Regions from separate parts of the Homo sapiens genome. Here region 1 is linked to region 2. Evidence: chromatin loops called from intact Hi-C (ENCODE). Cell type or tissue: sigmoid colon. All regions are shown on one strand.

Evidence for each region. Peaks named below come from ENCODE experiments on the same cell type or tissue, not always from the same donor. Only the 100,000 strongest peaks of a DNase experiment are listed, where the experiment ranks them.
Region 1: it touches region 2 in a loop (4-fold over the local background); 2 of 110 quality-filtered maps call a loop at or near these places.

The regions. Positions count from the first base shown.
Region 1 is chr16:88,769,953-88,777,952 of GRCh38, forward strand. All of the region lies in intron 1 of PIEZO1 (piezo type mechanosensitive ion channel component 1 (Er blood group)), which reads right to left. Among named protein-coding and RNA genes, the nearest start is that of PIEZO1, 11 kb to the right of the region's middle. RefSeq lists enhancers at 19-602, 603-1,186, 6,232-6,982. In sigmoid colon, no CTCF peak of the experiment used is centred here; DNase peaks (open chromatin) are centred at 1,119, 3,089, 4,189, 6,939 and 3 weaker places; H3K4me3 peaks cover 2,022 bases; H3K27ac peaks cover 1,971 bases.
Region 2 is chr16:87,846,329-87,854,328 of GRCh38, forward strand. It overlaps SLC7A5 (solute carrier family 7 member 5), which reads right to left. Exons shown (of 10, transcript NM_003486.7): 2 at 5,396-5,521. It overlaps MIR11401 (microRNA 11401), which reads left to right and starts at 7,568; the gene lies at 7,568-7,636. RefSeq lists enhancers at 3,046-3,952, 3,815-4,109, 3,953-4,858, 5,765-6,670, 6,671-7,578 and 2 more. In sigmoid colon, a CTCF peak has its summit at 3,808 (motif pointing right); DNase peaks (open chromatin) are centred at 3,850 and 7,473; H3K4me3 peaks cover 837 bases; H3K27ac peaks cover 661 bases.

The sequences.
Region 1 (8,000 bases), 920 kb after region 2:
CAGCAGGGGGCTCTGAGGCCCTCCTAACCTACTCCAACCTGGAGGCTCGGGACCCCCACGCCTCTGCCCCTGAGAGAGGAAGTGAGGGACTGTTGACGCATGGCCCGTCCCCAGGGAAGAGGACTGATGCCTCCCAGGGTGTTCTCCCTGCCCACACGCCCCAGCCCCTCCCCACCCTCTCTCCAGGCAGAGAGTGCACAATCCGGTCTTCCCAAGCCTCGGTCTGTCGGGACAGAACCTGCCAAAGCCAGAGGAGGCCTGCAGGCAGCCCCACAGGACGCCTGGCAGGCGGCTCCCAGGACGTATCCCCGAGACCTCTCAGCCTGATGCCTGTGCACAGCCCGCTCCCCCATGACCCGGTCACACCTGCCCCCCAGCCGGGCCCCGCCTGCATCACTTTCTGGCTATGGACTTGGGAGCTGGCTCGACCTTTAGGAGTCTGCAGTTCCTGTCTGTGGGGTGGGGGGACGGGAGCGGCTGCCTGGCCAGGCTGTAGCGAGGATGGCACGGTGAAGAGTCCAGAGTCTGCCAGGACACTGAGCAGGGCGTTCTCCTCAGGGGCGGCTCCAGAACTGCAGTCCATCGGGAGAGGTGGCCGTTAGTGCGGGGGCCCCGCCATGGGCGGTGCCTGCCTGGGCCGCTCCCTTCCCCCTCAGCCTGAACACGGTCCTGGGTGGGGGTACTCTCCCGCCAGCTGCCGAGCACGTCCACCACCTGGTGCCTTCACTGCCAGTGACTCAGCCAGGCCGGCTGGCAGCCCAGCCGCACCAAGTCACCCTGAGCACGCCCCACGGTTCCCACGGAGCAGTCAGGTCCGGGCCAGGCGTCCTCCACTGGGCCCCGCGCGGCCCTGCCATAGGTGACACCAGCCACCACCAGAGTCGCTGGGCCTCATGTCCTCACCTGGGAGGCCAGTGAGGTGCCCTGGGGGCTTGGGCGAGGAGCTCTAACTATAGGAATCCGGTGGGCGGCACTGGAGAGACTCCCTGCCGTCACATGCCCTGAGCGCAGGGGATTAAGAGGCTCTGGGCCCTCTCATCTGCAGGCGGGGCCTGGGCGGAGCAGCTCCACCCTATCACGTCTTGCTCTGTGTTGCAAGGTCCTTCCGCCCCTGTCACTTAGCAGGTGGTCTCAGTCCCGGAGAGCCAGAGCCGTGAGGCAGAGCAGGGCAGGCGCTAATCTCACAGGGAGATAAAAATCAACCGTGCGAAAGGCCCCACAGAGCGACCGCTACTGGCACCGGGCCCAGCCTTGCAGGAACTCTGCACCCAGTGACCCCCCCTTGGGAGGTCCAGACCAGTTCCACTCTTAAGGACGAAGTGCTGGAGGCTCAGAGAGGCTGAGAGATTCACCCAACCACCGGCCCAATGGTGCTCAGCAGCAGAGCCAGGACTGGGAGCCTCATCTGACTACATACAGCTAGGAGTGCGGCGACAACAAGAAACCAGGCCAGGCGGGGCTCCCATCCCACCGCCTCCCTTGCCCTGCAGGCCCCAAGCCCAGCAGGCAGGGTAAGGAGCACACAGCTTTCTTGACTGGGGGCTCGGCTCCCCACGGCTCACGCAGCTGCTGGGCTCAGGGGCCACACACGCCCAAGCCTGAACCTCAGCAGGGCCACTCGACAAGTGCCCTATGACAGTGTCCAGCGGAGGTCCCAAGCTAGCCATGGGGGTCCCCCTCAGCCCACAGTCAGAGCAGGGCCATAGGGAGGTGCTGGGTGGGACAAGGTTGCAGAGGTGACACTAGTGGAGCCGACGTCCAGATGCCCGTCCACCCGCGGCCCCAGGCCCTCCTGAGACTCTATGCCCGTCCACCCGCGGCCCCAGGCCCTCCTGAGACTCTATGCCCGTCCACCCGCGGCCCCAGGCCCTCCTGAGACTCTATGCCCGTCCACCCGCGGCCCCAGGCCCTCCTGAGACTCTATGCCCGTCCACCCGCGGCCCCAGGCCCTCCTGAGACTCTATGCCCGTCCACCCGCGGCCCCAGGCCCACCTGAGACTCTATGCCCGTCCACCCGCGGCCCCAGGCCCTCCTGAGACTCTATGCCCATCCACCCGCGGCCCCAGGCCCTCCTGAGACTCTATGCCCGTCCACCCGCGGCCCCAGGCCCACCTGAGACTCTATGCCTGTCCACCCGCGGCCCCAGGCCCTCCTGAGACTCTGGTCAGGATGCCTGTCCACCTGCGGCCCCAGGCCCTCCTGAGACTCTGGGCATGGCTGTCAGAATGACCATCCCTGGTGCCATTGAGACCCCAGATCCAGCACCTGTGTCCAGCGCTGAAGTCCCAAGTCTGTGTCCAAGCTCAGAAGGAGGGCCCAGAATCCCAGACGTATCATGGCAGCAAGTGAGCCGGGGGTTGGGACAGGTAAGCAGGCTCTTGTGGCTTAGCCACCAGCTCGGAATATACTTTCCATGTGGACATGAGGCCCAGGTGCCAATAACCAACAGCCACGCTGGAGCTGAGGGCCCTGGGAGCCTGCAGGCCCCAGCCCACAGGCAGGTGGCAGAGGGCACGGCTTCCTCCCTCATAAAAAGGCCCGTGCCTGGCAGGGCACAGTGGCTCACGCCTGTAATCCCAGCACTTTGGGAGGCCGAGGCAAGCAGATCACGAGGTCAACAGATCAAGACCATCCTGGACAACATGGTAAAACCCCGTCTCTACTAAAAATACAAAAATGAGCCGGGCGTGATGGTGGGTGCCTGTAATCTCAGCTACTGGGGAGGCTGAGGCAGGAGAATCGCTTGAACCTGGGAGGCGAAGGTGGCAGTGAGCTGAGATCGTGCCACTGCATTCCAGCCTGGCCAAAGAGTGAGACTCTGTCAAAAAAAAAAAAAAAAAGGCCTGTGCCCCCTCCTCCCTGTTCTCTGAGGGGGATGCCCGCCGCAGCCCTGGCTCAGTCTTCATGTCACCCCCTTGCAAATGTGCAAGCTCCTGAGGCCGCAGGCTGGGGTGGGCCATGGCAGGGCCAGCCTCCCCTCCAAACACCCACGGGACACGTGAGTGGAGGCACATGGCTTCCAGCTGGCCCCAGGGGTGCCTGGAAGACTGTGTCAGCCTCTGGAATGTGAGGCGGCCTGTCTGTCCACCCAGAAGCTTCTGGCACTCCAGGGAGCTCGAGCTCGCTGTGCTCTGGAAGCAGCAATTACTCCTCCATCTGTCACCAGCGGCTCCAGCCAGCCCTCAGGTCCACGTGCCTCCTTCCTCCTGGGTCTCATTGATTCAGGCTGAGCCTCCCCCTCTGGCCCCCCAGTAACTCCCGGCGTCACGCCCAGGCCCTCGCTCAGGGGATCTGAGTAGAGGGGAGGCCTGAGTCAGGACAGCCCTCCAAGAGTGGGCAGCCAACGAGGGACCCCCTGAATAAAAACCGCAGAGGAGGTCTGCCCACCTGGCGTGGGGGCCAGGGAGGAGGTGGGCAGGGGGAGGGGCCTTGCCCGAGACCAGAGGTGGCTGGGGGCCGAGGGTCGGCAGGAAGCCAGGCGACCGATGGGCGCAGCACAGACTGCCTCCACGTGGCCCTGCACAGCCTGGCCTCACTAGGGGAAGGGTGAAGACAGCAGCTGGCGCTTCCCCTCAAAAAAACCCTGGGGGCTCAAGGCCACCCCTGAGGTCTCCAGGCTCCTAGGAACAGGGCCTGACAGGGAAAAGGCTGACAGGCAGGTCGGGGGACTGGACAGCAGCTGCCTATTGGGTGACAGGCAGGTCGGGGGAGTGGACAGCAGCTGCCTACTGGGTGACAGGCAGGTCGGGGGAGTGGACAGCAGCTGCCTACTGGGTGACAGGCAGGTCGGCGGAGTGGACAGCAGCTGCCTACTGGGGGTGAGGGCTCCGGCCACCCTGCACCCAGTGTCCTCCTGGGTGGTCTTAGGAAGAGGGTCACTCGACCCCAGCCCTCCAGTGCAGGGCCCCACCGGAGCTTGCTCTGGGCACTTCTGGCCCTGCCAAAAGTCCCCTCAGGTGCCACCATCCCTGACCACCAACACCTCCCTGCAGGTCCCCCGAGTCCCTTCAGCACCGCAAGCCTCCTCCCCGCCACTGCTGACCTTCAGAGATTGGGGCCCCTCCAGGCCTCCCTCTCCCCTGGCTTGGAAGTTCTGTGCCCGGCGATAAGGTCTGGGATGCAGCTCCCAACACAGCAGGAACCGGTCACCAGGCAGGGCTGGGTGGGCGTGGCCTGAGCTTCTAAGCGCATGACTGTCACCTCCTCCTGGCCTCTGCCTGGGCCCCCTTCCCACCCACAGGATGGCGACGCCCAGTGACTCCCTGACCAGGCTGTAATAATATAAACTAGAGGTCCAGCCTGGTGATACATGCCTGTAATCCCAGCTACTCAGGAGGCTGAGGCATGAGAATCGCTTGAACCCGGGAGGCGGAGTTTGCGATGAGTCGAGATTGTGCCACTGCACACCAGCTTGGGCGACAGAGCGAGACTCTGTCTCGATAAGTAAATAAATAAAAATAACAATATAAACTGGAGAAAGACACCCGTGGGTGCTGAAGGGGAAAACAGGACCCAGCTGTGATAGCCAGGACAGCTCAGGGTCAAGGAGACTCACTCCTGGGCTCCAGAGTCCCCAGCAGCAGCCTGGGCACCTCTGTATACCACGTGGAGGAGAAACGGGTGGGCATCGCTGGCCCAGCTGCAGGTCTGAGTGGGGGTCCCAGGAAGCCTGAAAAGGAAGCCGGCAATCCCGCGCTGGACCCATGAAGAAGGGCCGACCAGACAAGGATGGGGCCCAAGGGCAAAGAGACCGCTTGTCTTATGCCACAGTGGCTGGGGAGAGCACTCTTAGGGTACATGGGGTTCCCTGCAGGATTCCGCAAAAACAGGGCACCCCGGAGCCGGCTGCGCAGGAGCGAACGGTGCCCACATGGTCTAAGATACCTCAGCACAGCCTCCTGGGCGCTGAAACCACCCAGGCATTCAGAGATGGTAATACCAGGCCTGGGAATTAACCCCAGAGGAACCAGTCAAAGGAAGGAAAAACAGGCGCAAAGATAGTGGCTATGTAACGACAGGGCGGTGCTGGGAGGCAGGCTCACTTTGCAGGGACCCAAAGGCACCCACTCCATCCAGCAGACACCCAGGGAGGCCCCGGCCCAGACAGTGAAGACGACAGAGTTCCCGGCCGTACCCGTGACACCCAGGACGTAACGGAGTGAGGGGACCAGGGACTCCGGAGCATGGCAGAGGGGCCGTCCCTGACCCTGACAGGACGCAGGCCCTGGGGAGAGGCCTGGCTCCTGGAAGGTGAGCAGGATTGCCTGGCACAGGCTGGAGCAGGAGGCAGAGGCGCCCACACAGGACACAGAGGATGCCGGGGCAGACCTAGCGGCCAGTAGCCAGGCAGAACAAGGCCCAACACAGGCTGAATGCCATGGCCACCCACACAGGGAGAGGACGTTCAGTGGCAGGTAGAGCCCCTGAGCAGAACCCCCAAGAGTGTCCGGGCTTCATCTGAATGAAATGCCTGCTCTTAAAAACACATGGCGGGGGCCCGGCGCAGTGGCTCACGCCTGTAATCCCAGCACTTTGGGAGGCCAAGGCAGGCGGATCACCTAAGGTCAGGAGTTTGAGACCAGCCTGGCCAAAATGGTGAAACTCCATCTCCACTAACAATACAAAAATTAGCCGGGTGTGGTGGTGGGCACCTGTAGTCCTAGCTACTTGGGAGGCTAAGGCAGGAGAATCGGTTGAACCAGGGAGGCGGAGGGTGCAGTGAGCCAAGATCGTGCCACTCCACTACAGCCTGGGTGGCAGAATAAGACGCTGTCAAAAAAAAAAAAAAAAAAGAAAAGAAAAAAGACATGGCGAAGGGCAGGACAGGAGTGGCAGCCAAGGGTAGGGAGAGTATGTGCAGGAGGCTGGCTGATGGCACCAACAGGTCAAAAGACAAAAGACCCCATTGTTTAAACAGCTGGGAGACTTGAGGAGACTCCTCAGAAGAAGGCAGTGCACACGCAGAGGCAAAGGCCCTCGTTAAGCACCCAGGTCACTGCAGATTAAAGCCACGGGAGGCGCCAACCAGAGCCGGAGCCTGGCTCCAGCATGCGCAGCACAGGCCGTGGGGCAGTCGGGGCCTCAGAGCCAGGCCCACGGGCTACAAGCTGGGGAGCGCAGGGGCAGTTTCCTTTCAGGTTAAACACGTGCCACCCAGGACCCGAGATCCCACACTGTGGTGCACAGAAGGAACCAAATGAGGCCGGGCGCGGTGGCTCACGCCTGTCATCCCAGCATTCTGGGAGGCCGAGGCGGGTGGATCATGAGGTCAGGAGATTGAGACCATCCTGGTTAACACGGTGAAACCCCGTCTCTACTAAAAATACAAAAAATTAGCGGAGTGTGGTGGTGGGCGCCTGTAGTCCCAGCTACTCGGGAGGCTGAGGAAGGAGAATGGCGTGAACCTGGGAGGCAGAGCTTGCAGTGAGCCCAGACTGGGCCACTGCACTCCAGCCAGGGCGACAGAGCGAGACTCTGTCTCAAAAAAAAAAAAGAAGGGATGAGACGCAGGGCCAGGACCTGGTGGCTCAGGGCATTGCCCGGGGCCCAGCTTCCCTTGGAGGGGCCCCACTAGCTGCCCCAGCCTTTGGGCGGCTCCTATGTGCACATCTAGGAGGGGAGGAAGGGGAGAGGCTGTGTGCTCAGGGCATCTGGGGAGGCGAAGCCACGGGAGGTTAGCAGGGAATGAACACAGGAGGGAACTGGGGGGCCACACACCAGGGGCAGAGTAGGGGATTCAGCAGACGGGAGTGACCGCAGAAGGGCCAGGGCTTGGGGACAGGACTGTGGGGCTGGACCCTGGCTCGGGGCGGGCCAGTCCGGCGCTGATAGCCTCTCTGCCACCCACGGCCCCTGAGCCTGTACGTCCTCATGTGTGCAACAGGGCTGCTGCTGCTGTCTGTCCCAAGAGGGGAATGTGTGTGCTCATTCCCCGCCCGGCAGGAGATCTGGGCCCGGCTCACTTCTTGGCAGGGACTAGAAGGAGGGAAGGGCCTGCACCAGGCTGAAGTGTCAGGATTTTCTTCTTCTTCTTTTTTGAGATGGAGTTTCGCTCTTGTTGCCCAGGCTGGAGTGCAATGGTGTGATCTCGGCTCACTGCAAACTCCGTCTCCCGGATTCAAGTGATTCTCCTGCCTCAGCCTCCCGAGTAGCTAGGATTACAGATGCCTGTCACCATACCCAGCTAATTTTTGTATTTTCAGTAGGGACAGGGTTTTGCCATGTTGGCCAGGCTGGTCTTGAACTCCTGGCCTTGGGATCCACCCGTCTCGGCCTCCCAAAGTGCTGGGATTACCGGCGTGAGCCACCATGCCCGGAGGACCTGCTCTTTTAGGAAAAGCACAAGGGCGTGCACCCACCAAGGAGGGAGAAAGCGAAGGCAGCGGAGGCCAGGGCAGAGCCTTACAGGCCGCCCATTGCAGGGTCCTCATTGTCACTGGCCCGCAGACACATTGCAGGGTCCTCACTGTCACTGGCCCGCAGACACATTGCGGGGTCCTCACTGTCACTGGCCCGCAGACACATTGCGGGGTCCTCATTGTCACTGGCCCGCAGACACATTGCGGGGTCCTCATTGTCACTGGCCCGCAGACAGGAAAGGAAAAGTAAATCCCCGCTGAGGCAGGGGCAGTGGGATGGACGATGGCTTCCCTTTTCAAAACTCCCTTTCATGTTGCTTTAATGATGTGTCGTTTTAAACGGTACTTTAACCATAAACAGAAATCAAGTAAATGAGGGAGCGAGGGCCGCGTGGTGGCTGAGCTGCGTAAAGGCAGACAGTGGGGGTCCCAGGCGACAGATTGCAAACTGCAGGCCTTGGGGGGTCCAGGAGGTGAGTGAGACCAAGACCAGACCTGGGGTCCTTGAGGCCCCTCCAGGGCAGGCAGCCCCAAACCCACGCCTGTGCCTTCCTTCGAGGCTCCTCCCGGGCAGGTGGCCTCCCTAAACCCACATCTGTCCCCTCCTTTGACGCCCCTCCTGGGCAGGCGGCCTCCGCAAAC
Region 2 (8,000 bases):
CCGAGCTGTGGCCGACTCCTCCCTTGGTTAACACAGCCTGTACCCAGCTGGGATTCACTTTGAGGCCCTGGGGCTTGCCCTATTTCCTGCCAGGAGAGCGGGGCCCGAAGCTCCATCCTGTCCCCCAAAACTCAGACGTGGAAGCCCTAACCCCGGTGTGGCTGTACGTGGACATGGGGCCTCTACAGATTAAGGGTAAGTGGGGTCCTCAGGGTGGGGCCTGATCTGACAGGATCCTTGTCCACACAAGAGGAGGCCCCAGACAGCTCACTCTCCCACAAGGAAACACAGCGAGGGGGTGTCTAGGAGCCAGGAGGCCGAGCACCCCGCCCAGGGCATCAGGGTCCCTGGCCTGGCGGGGCCTCTCACCGACTCTCCCGCCGGCATCCAGGTAGCAGGGCCCTGGCACCAGACCCTCTGAAGCTGAGACCCACCCACCCAGGCCTGCTCCGCTCTTGCTGTCACCCCCGGAGAAAGCGGCAGTCAGGGCGTGAGGTGAGGAAAAGGGGCTGTTGGACCCTGCATGGCAGTGGCTCCCGTGCCGGGGACGCGGTGAGCCTGGCCTCCTCCCTGCAAGGGAGGACAGCCCATTTCCCAGGGGAAGACACCGAGGCTCAGACACCCTGGCCGGGGGGCGGCAAAACTAGAATCCCAAGGCAGCTGCACATCTAGCACCTGCCCTTGCCCTCTCTCCGGGAGGGCACCCTAGAAGCCCACAGTCCTGATCTGGGGTTCGGAGAGCAGGCTGGGCTGAGCTCTGCTGGGAGCGCCTAGAAGCCCAGCTATGGGTCCACGCACACACTCAGGTGAAGCCAGGCCCAGAAGAAGGAACAGCTCTAAGCCACAGCCCAGGGGGGCTTCTCAGTCCACGAGGCGACCCCTCCACACCCCAGAGCCACAGACAGCCAAGGTGTGGGTGAAACGTTTTTCTCACCAGAACAGCCCAGCAGCTGGGCATGTGCTGTGACCACTGAGGGGGCCTTTGTCAGAAACATCGTCTGGGGGCTGGACGCCCCCACCCACAGGAAGAGGAGACCAAGACAGGGCCGCACACCCCCAGCCAGATGAGGGCCAGATGAGGGAGGCGGCACCTCTTCCTCCAGGAAGCTCCTCAGGAGGGACATCGGGAGGGGCTCAGGGGGCTGCCTTCAAGGAAGCTCAGTGAAGCTCAGAGACCAGTCTGAAAAGGAATGTCCTCCAGACCTCCACCCTCTCAGGATGGACGTGTTACTCAGGAACTGTCCCGTCAGCTTTTCCCGTAACACATGACACCCCACGTGAACCTCCCAAGAGCAGATGGGCCCAGTGCTGTCCACCCGAACGCACCTTGGGAACAGAGGTGTGGGCCTCCCCCCAGCAGCGCATGACCCTGCACACTGCACCCAGGGTCACAGTGGGGGTGGGGAGGGACCTGCCCACTGCTCACGGCTGTGGGACCTGGGGCAGGGCACCCCACTTCTCTGAGTCTAAGGGGCCCTACTAGCTGAAGAACCAAAGGAAAACCATCATTTCAAAACTGTCACGTGACACACAAATGCAGGCCCCTGCCCCACAGCCCAGTGGCACACACGTATTTACCGCCTGGGACACGGGACCGTCCAGAAGTGCCCTACTCATAGGTGTAGGTCACATCCAGGGGTCTCGGCCACCGGGACCCAGGGCCCAGCAGCTCAGCAAAGCCATTCAGCCGGGGTCTGAGCCCTGCCCAGGGGAAGCATTTTCCCCTCCTGGGGTGAAGGACAGCAAGAGGCACGCCGCCCTGGCAGGCTGCGGCTTTCTTTCCTTTTTGTGGACAGAGTGAAAGGGCAAATTTGCTCCAGGGGAATACTGACCTCCAACAGTACAATGTGGGAGGAGAAGGAAAAGAAAGTTTTTATGCAACCTTTTTTTTAAATCTGCCCAACTATCCAATCTGTAACTGTTCAAGGAGAGATTAGTTTGTTCTGCCGCTGACGGCTGCAGCCCAAGCAAAGCACAAAGCGCCCCATTGTGTCCTCCAGGAGGGACGTGCTGCTGCTGCTGGGCTGGGACGGCAGAGCCTGTGCCCTCGCTCCCACCCTCCGCCCTGCAGGCGAAGGCCCAGCCACCCTCTCCTTAGGCAACAGCCTGCGAGTGGACTCATGGGACGGTGGGTCAGATCTGAACCCTCATGAGTACTGTCTCCCTTTCGAAAAGGCTGGGACTAACTGTAGAACCTCATGTGACACCTAAGCCTGCGTGTCCCCATGCCCCAGCCTAGGGGCAGCCATGACTCCCCCAAGACGCGGAGGAGGCAAGGGCTCCCGACCACTCAGGCCCCTGCAGAGTCGCCCCTGTCACTCAGCCAGCTGCCCCTCCCAGCCCGCATCTCAGGAAAGGCCCAACCCCTCAGAAGGGCTTTTCTGGTCTGCACCAGGGCCCCGCTTATTCCCCACTGCGACTCTCCCATTCACGTGCCTATGGCTCTCAGGTCCCCCCATGAGCTCTGGATGCGGGGCCATGTTCTCATTGGGACCCGGCATAGATGCGGCACACGGGACAGAAGATGGTTCTGCGGATGGCCAACTGGGAAGGGGTGATTACAAACTTCCCTGACGAGGAGGAAACAGGTCAGCCAAGGCCTACAGGACCCTAGGGCCAGTGCCTTTCCATAGCACAGGGCCCACCTGGGGGCCAAGGGCAGCAAGGAGGAGCCTTTTCAGCCCCAATGGAGCAGGGCACCCAGGGTGCGGGACAGGCAGGAACAGGTGCGTGGGCCAGGCCTGCTCTGCCAGATTTTCGCTGCATTCTCCAGACCCGGAAAGGGCCACTTGCCAGTCGTTGCAAAATTGAGGCCGGAGTCTCTGCCTTGAAGTATCTGGGGGCGCTGCTGCCAGGTGCCAGCGAGGGGAGGGGGCAGCTGCCCAAGGGCTTTGCGTCCACTGGGGGGTATAAAGTTGGACAACTGCTTTGGGAGAAAGGGGTCAACACAATGTATCTTCTAAAAGCAAGGCATTCATCTGGTAACAAAATAAATCTGTTGAAGCCAAACAGGAGACAGGAATTCTGCAGACACTGCACTGTATCCCAAAGCTCAGAAGGGAATTGCTGGGGGGAGCACGGTGGGAGGACGCTTTCAACAGCTAACGGAATTATAAACCTATTATGTATTCAAGTCGAACAAAAGCTCTTTGCTCTCCCTACCGAAATTTGTTTTTACAAAAATCACGTTCCCCTCCTAAATCTTTCCTGGCTATCTGATGAGCGCAGCCAAGCAAAGGCCTTCACGAGCAAAGCACCCCTTCCGTGCCCACTTCTGGGAGGCACAGGATGGATTTGTCTCCTGCCCGTAAAATGTCACTCAGGCCCAACCACCTCCCTGGGCAACTTCTGAGTGCCCGGGAGCCATGGAATGAGCTCGTCTTGCCTTGAGTAAGGTGCCGGAACCTGAGGTCCCAGGAAGGTTCAGAATTGGGACTTCCTGCCAGCCCTGTCCTGCCAGCTCTTGGGTGGCTCTGGTACCCCGGGCGACTCTGAGAATCCCTGGTCAGACACATGCATGGGGGATGGGCTCGAGCTCCTGAAGGATTGACCTGGGCAACCTTCCAGAGCCACCTGGGAATCAAGTGGGACTTCCCCTCGACGATGAGGCAGGTAACTAACACCTGCTGCAGACTTTGTACAGATTGATACATTTGATAAAGACAGTCTGGCCCCAGCCCCTGGAGCTCGCCTCGCTGTGGTGAGGTCAGTATAGCCCGGCACTGCATCCCCCTGCAGGCCCAGGTTACCTGCTTGGTGTGGAGACCCCTCCCCAGCTGCAGCCAGACTTTGTCCTAAGGCGAAGTGCCACGTACAGCCAGCAGGGGGCGCCAGGAGCAAGGCGGAGGCTCAGCTAAAGCTGCGTGCTGGGTGCTGGGTGCTGCGGGGCACTGTTCAGTTCACAGCCCACCAGTGGCACGGTGCACACAGGAGAGCCTCCCAGCCCTGAGGCAGGGCCCCACACAGGAGGAGGCAGCGTCCTTGTGTCTGCATGTTTTGGCCTGGCCGTGCATGGGGGCGGGGCAGCTCACAGCTTGCTGGGTGAGGACCTTCCTGCCTCTAGGAGCAAGGTCCTTGCCCTGTCCTCTGCAGCCCTGGGGTCCTACCTGCCTCCCCTACAGCCATGTGGGACCAGGCAGCCTCTCTGCAGCCATCGGTGACTGCGAGTCACCAGAGCGTGCATCCGCCGGGTGCCTGCACTCAGCGAAAGCTCCACAGCTCCAGGACTGGGATCATCTCTACCTGAGGCTCTGGGAGAGAAGAGAAGGAGGCCAGCTCCTAACTGCTCTGCTCCTAGGCTGGCTCCAACATGGATGGAGACAAACTCAGAAGGAACTGCAGACAGAGGCATCCCTGCTGGACTCAAGCAACAGGGCCCCCCACTTCAACTGTACCCAACCACGGGTGGGATCCAGTGCCAAGGACAGTGTGTCCCAGGGTCTGTGACCACACAAATGGGAACTGCTTATGAAACCCCAGCCCGACCTCACCGCGGAATGGCAGTGTGGAAAGGGTGGAGGCTCTGCAGGCAGACACAGAACACAGATCTATGGAGTGTGTGTTAAAGGGTCCAGAGACACCCAGCAAAATACCAACTGTGTCAGTCCACGTCAACAGAGAACACAGGTGCAAAGGGGCGGGGGCTGTTTCACACTCACTCTCTTTATTCCTTCTACCAGCCCCAAGAGAAAAAGCAGCTGGGAAAAAGGCTCAGAATCAGTGATTTCCCCAAGATCACACAGCACAAGACCAAAGTCTGGGCCAGCCAGCCTTAAAACCTGTGCGCCAGACTGCTCTCACCTGTTCCCGAATGCTAACAGTGGACACGTCTGAGTGATGGGGTTACCACGTTTGTTTTGTTTTCCATGCTTACCTCATCTTCTTTAAAAAGCAGACAGAAACACAGAGACAATCCCACACCTGCCCATGGAATGATGAATGAATCACAGCATGACCAGGAGCATGGCCCCGTCGGGGGTGGGTGAGGGGCGACAGCACGTGGGACTCTGACAGACCCAGGGTGAGATGGCTCGGGTGAGGTCTGCATGGCAGGCATAGCCCCTGCCAGGCCTGGAATGTTCCACATCGCCCCCAGGTGAGGTTACAACGCATCAGCTGGGCTCTCAAGATTCACAGACATCGCAGCGTAAAAAACAAGAAAAACTGCCAGAGCCCCTCCCAGTGGTGGCCACGCTGTCCCACGGGAGCACTCCTGTGTCCCCCTCTGGGTCGGATTTCACTTGCTGGGTGATTTTCCCAGAGGGAAATCTCCACGTTGTACAGCACTGCAGAGCTGCGGACTGGGAGGCACCCGGGGACGGGACCTCATGCCCTGTGAAGGACACACAGGCAAAGCCTCGAGGGGCCGCCGGTGGGGCCTGGGGGACGTACTCACCCTTCCCGATCTGGACGAAGCCCAGCAGGATGATCAGGGCCAGGGCCAGGAGCTTGGCGGCGGCAAAGGCATCCTGGACCCGGGTGGCGGCCTTCACGCTGTAGCAGTTCACGGCCGTGAGCAGCACTGTGGAGACAGAGGGCAGCGGTGAGTTCCACGGGCAGACAGACGCCAGCTCAGGGGTAGGCTGGGAGGTGACGACCCCACCCCCACCCCAGGGCCAGGTCCACCAGAAAAACAAGCTCCTTAAACAGCTCCAGTCCCCTGCCAGCCCTTAGGGCACGTTCTGACTTTCTGAGACCTGTTTTGATAAACTTCGCAGTCCTTTCAGGTCTAAGGGCTGGATCCCAGGTGCCCCTTAAGATCTGCAAGGGACCTTTCCTCACCCCCCACCACACCAGGCCATGGAGTCCCACCTGTAGTCAGGACTTCAAGTGGGGTCACTGCCTCCAGAGACCCAGGTGAGCAAGGTGACCCTGCCACTTGGAAGGCGCCCATTACACCTTTTTGTACCTACTCAGCACCCTGACCTGACTGTGAGACCCACGCACAGCCCGACTGCCGGACTCCATGAGGGCGGGGCCCTTTCCTCAAAGAGGATCTTCTGTGGATTCCAACAGAAGTGGGGTGTCCCGCTTTCCCGGAACTACCTGGCCAGTCACCTGGGGACGGCAGCCTGGGAGGGGCCACAGGGGCCTGTGGTGAGCAGAGCAGACCCTGCTGCCCTGCTGCTTTGGGGGCATACGATGAAACCCAAAATAGCACCGTGTGCTTCAGAAGCCTGAGTGACCCCACACAGATGGCCAGAACGCCTGCCCCAGGAGGCGCTGAGATGTGGGGTCAGGCACGCTCAGACAGGTCTCCAGACACCAGCACGTCCTCCTGGGCCCTGTAAGGCACCCAGCTCTGAGCCTCTGTGTGTGTGTGTGTGTGTGTGTGTGTGTGTGTGTGTGTGTGTGTGTGTTGGGGGTTCTGTTGCAATATATAGGCACGCTGAGCCACTGTGTGTGTGTGCGTGTGTGTGTGTGTTTTGGGGGGTTCTGTTGCAATATGTGCGCACGCTGAGCCACTATTCAGGGATCTGTGAGCTGGTGGGGAAACAGCCACCCCCACAACTTAAAATGAAGTAAAATCATATTAATCCCGAGGCACTGACTCCACGACACCCCTCACTGCCTGCTGCACTACCCTTCACTCCTCTGCTCACGAGGTTATCTGTCGCTGTCAGCAGCTTGAAATCTGCCAGTGGGAACGTCTACACCCCAGAAGTGGGCAAAGGCCCAGCACGGGCCACCCACACAGCTCAGATCTCACAGCCCTCCCGGCACCGCACCACTAAGACTGCAGGAAGGTGAGAGCATCAGAAAGGCCGTGGGCTCCTCTTCTCTCTTTCCCCTTGGGAGTAACGCTCAGAAAGGTCTGGCCAGCCAAGGCCTTGAGGACTCCAGTGGCTTTTCCCCAGCTGAACAAATCCTGTGGAATCTTACAATGTAAGCAACAGACCCCGAGGAAAGACATCCATGCTAATTAACTAATGACACCGGAAACGTCCTGAGGTGCGGGACGGGCTGCCGCCTGCCTATCTCTCAGAAATTAACCACCCCGCTACAATTCTGTGGATGCCAGAGCGGAGACGGCTACTACACACCAGGAAAGTCTGGTTGAAAAATGTCTGAAAGTCAGTGTTTTCGCTGCTATTCCTAAAATAAAATACTTGAAATTCCGGAACTTCCACTCCTCACCCAAACTGAAGAGGTGATTCTTCACCTCTTCCCAGGGCTCCCAGGGACATGGAGATGTTACCAGTCCAGAGCTCTCCAGTCCAACCCTCAGGGCTCAGCAGGGTCAGGTCAGTGGGTCTAGGCAGCTCCTTGTCCGCTGCACAGGGCAAGGGGCAGGTCCTGGCTTGCCAGTCCCATTTCCTTATGGTTGGGGGGAGCACGACCATAAAAGAAACTGAGCCTCGGGGACCTAGCCGGCTTCTGGAGAGCTTTCTGGATTCGCAAGAGGCCGGCTGATTGCATCACTCGCTCATTCATGCCCGGAGGGAGGCGGGGAGTGGGTGTGGCCAAGCCGCACTCGAGGCTGCCTCTCCCCAAAAGGGAGAGAGGCACGCTGCCACCACTGAACTCCAGACACCAGACAGGCGCTGCGGAGACACTGAGCACTGCCCTCGCGGCTGTCACGTCTGCGGCTGTCACGTCTGCTAGGGGGTTGGGGGGTCCAGGAAGGGCAGCGAGTTGCCCAGAATTGCCCAACCACGGGCTGTCCTGCCACACTGACGTGGTGCTGGGTAATGACGCCATCAGGGCTGTCACTGTGGGTGGGACAGAGGCCAGGACCCCCCCGCCCCCCCCCCCACCGCCAGCCTGACCCTGCCTGCCCAGTTCCAACCCAGCCGCTCCCCAACCAAAAACAGTCTGGAGGGGCTGACGGGTGCCACCGGGAGGGTTCACCAGATCATCTCCTGACGTTGGAAATAACCACAGGACAGACAGGCGGGGGCCGGGTCTTGAAGTCAGGTGGGGAGCAAAATGGCCATAGAACAAAGGGGACCTTATATTTATTCCTTTTATAACAAGAACATAAATTTTCATGTTCACTG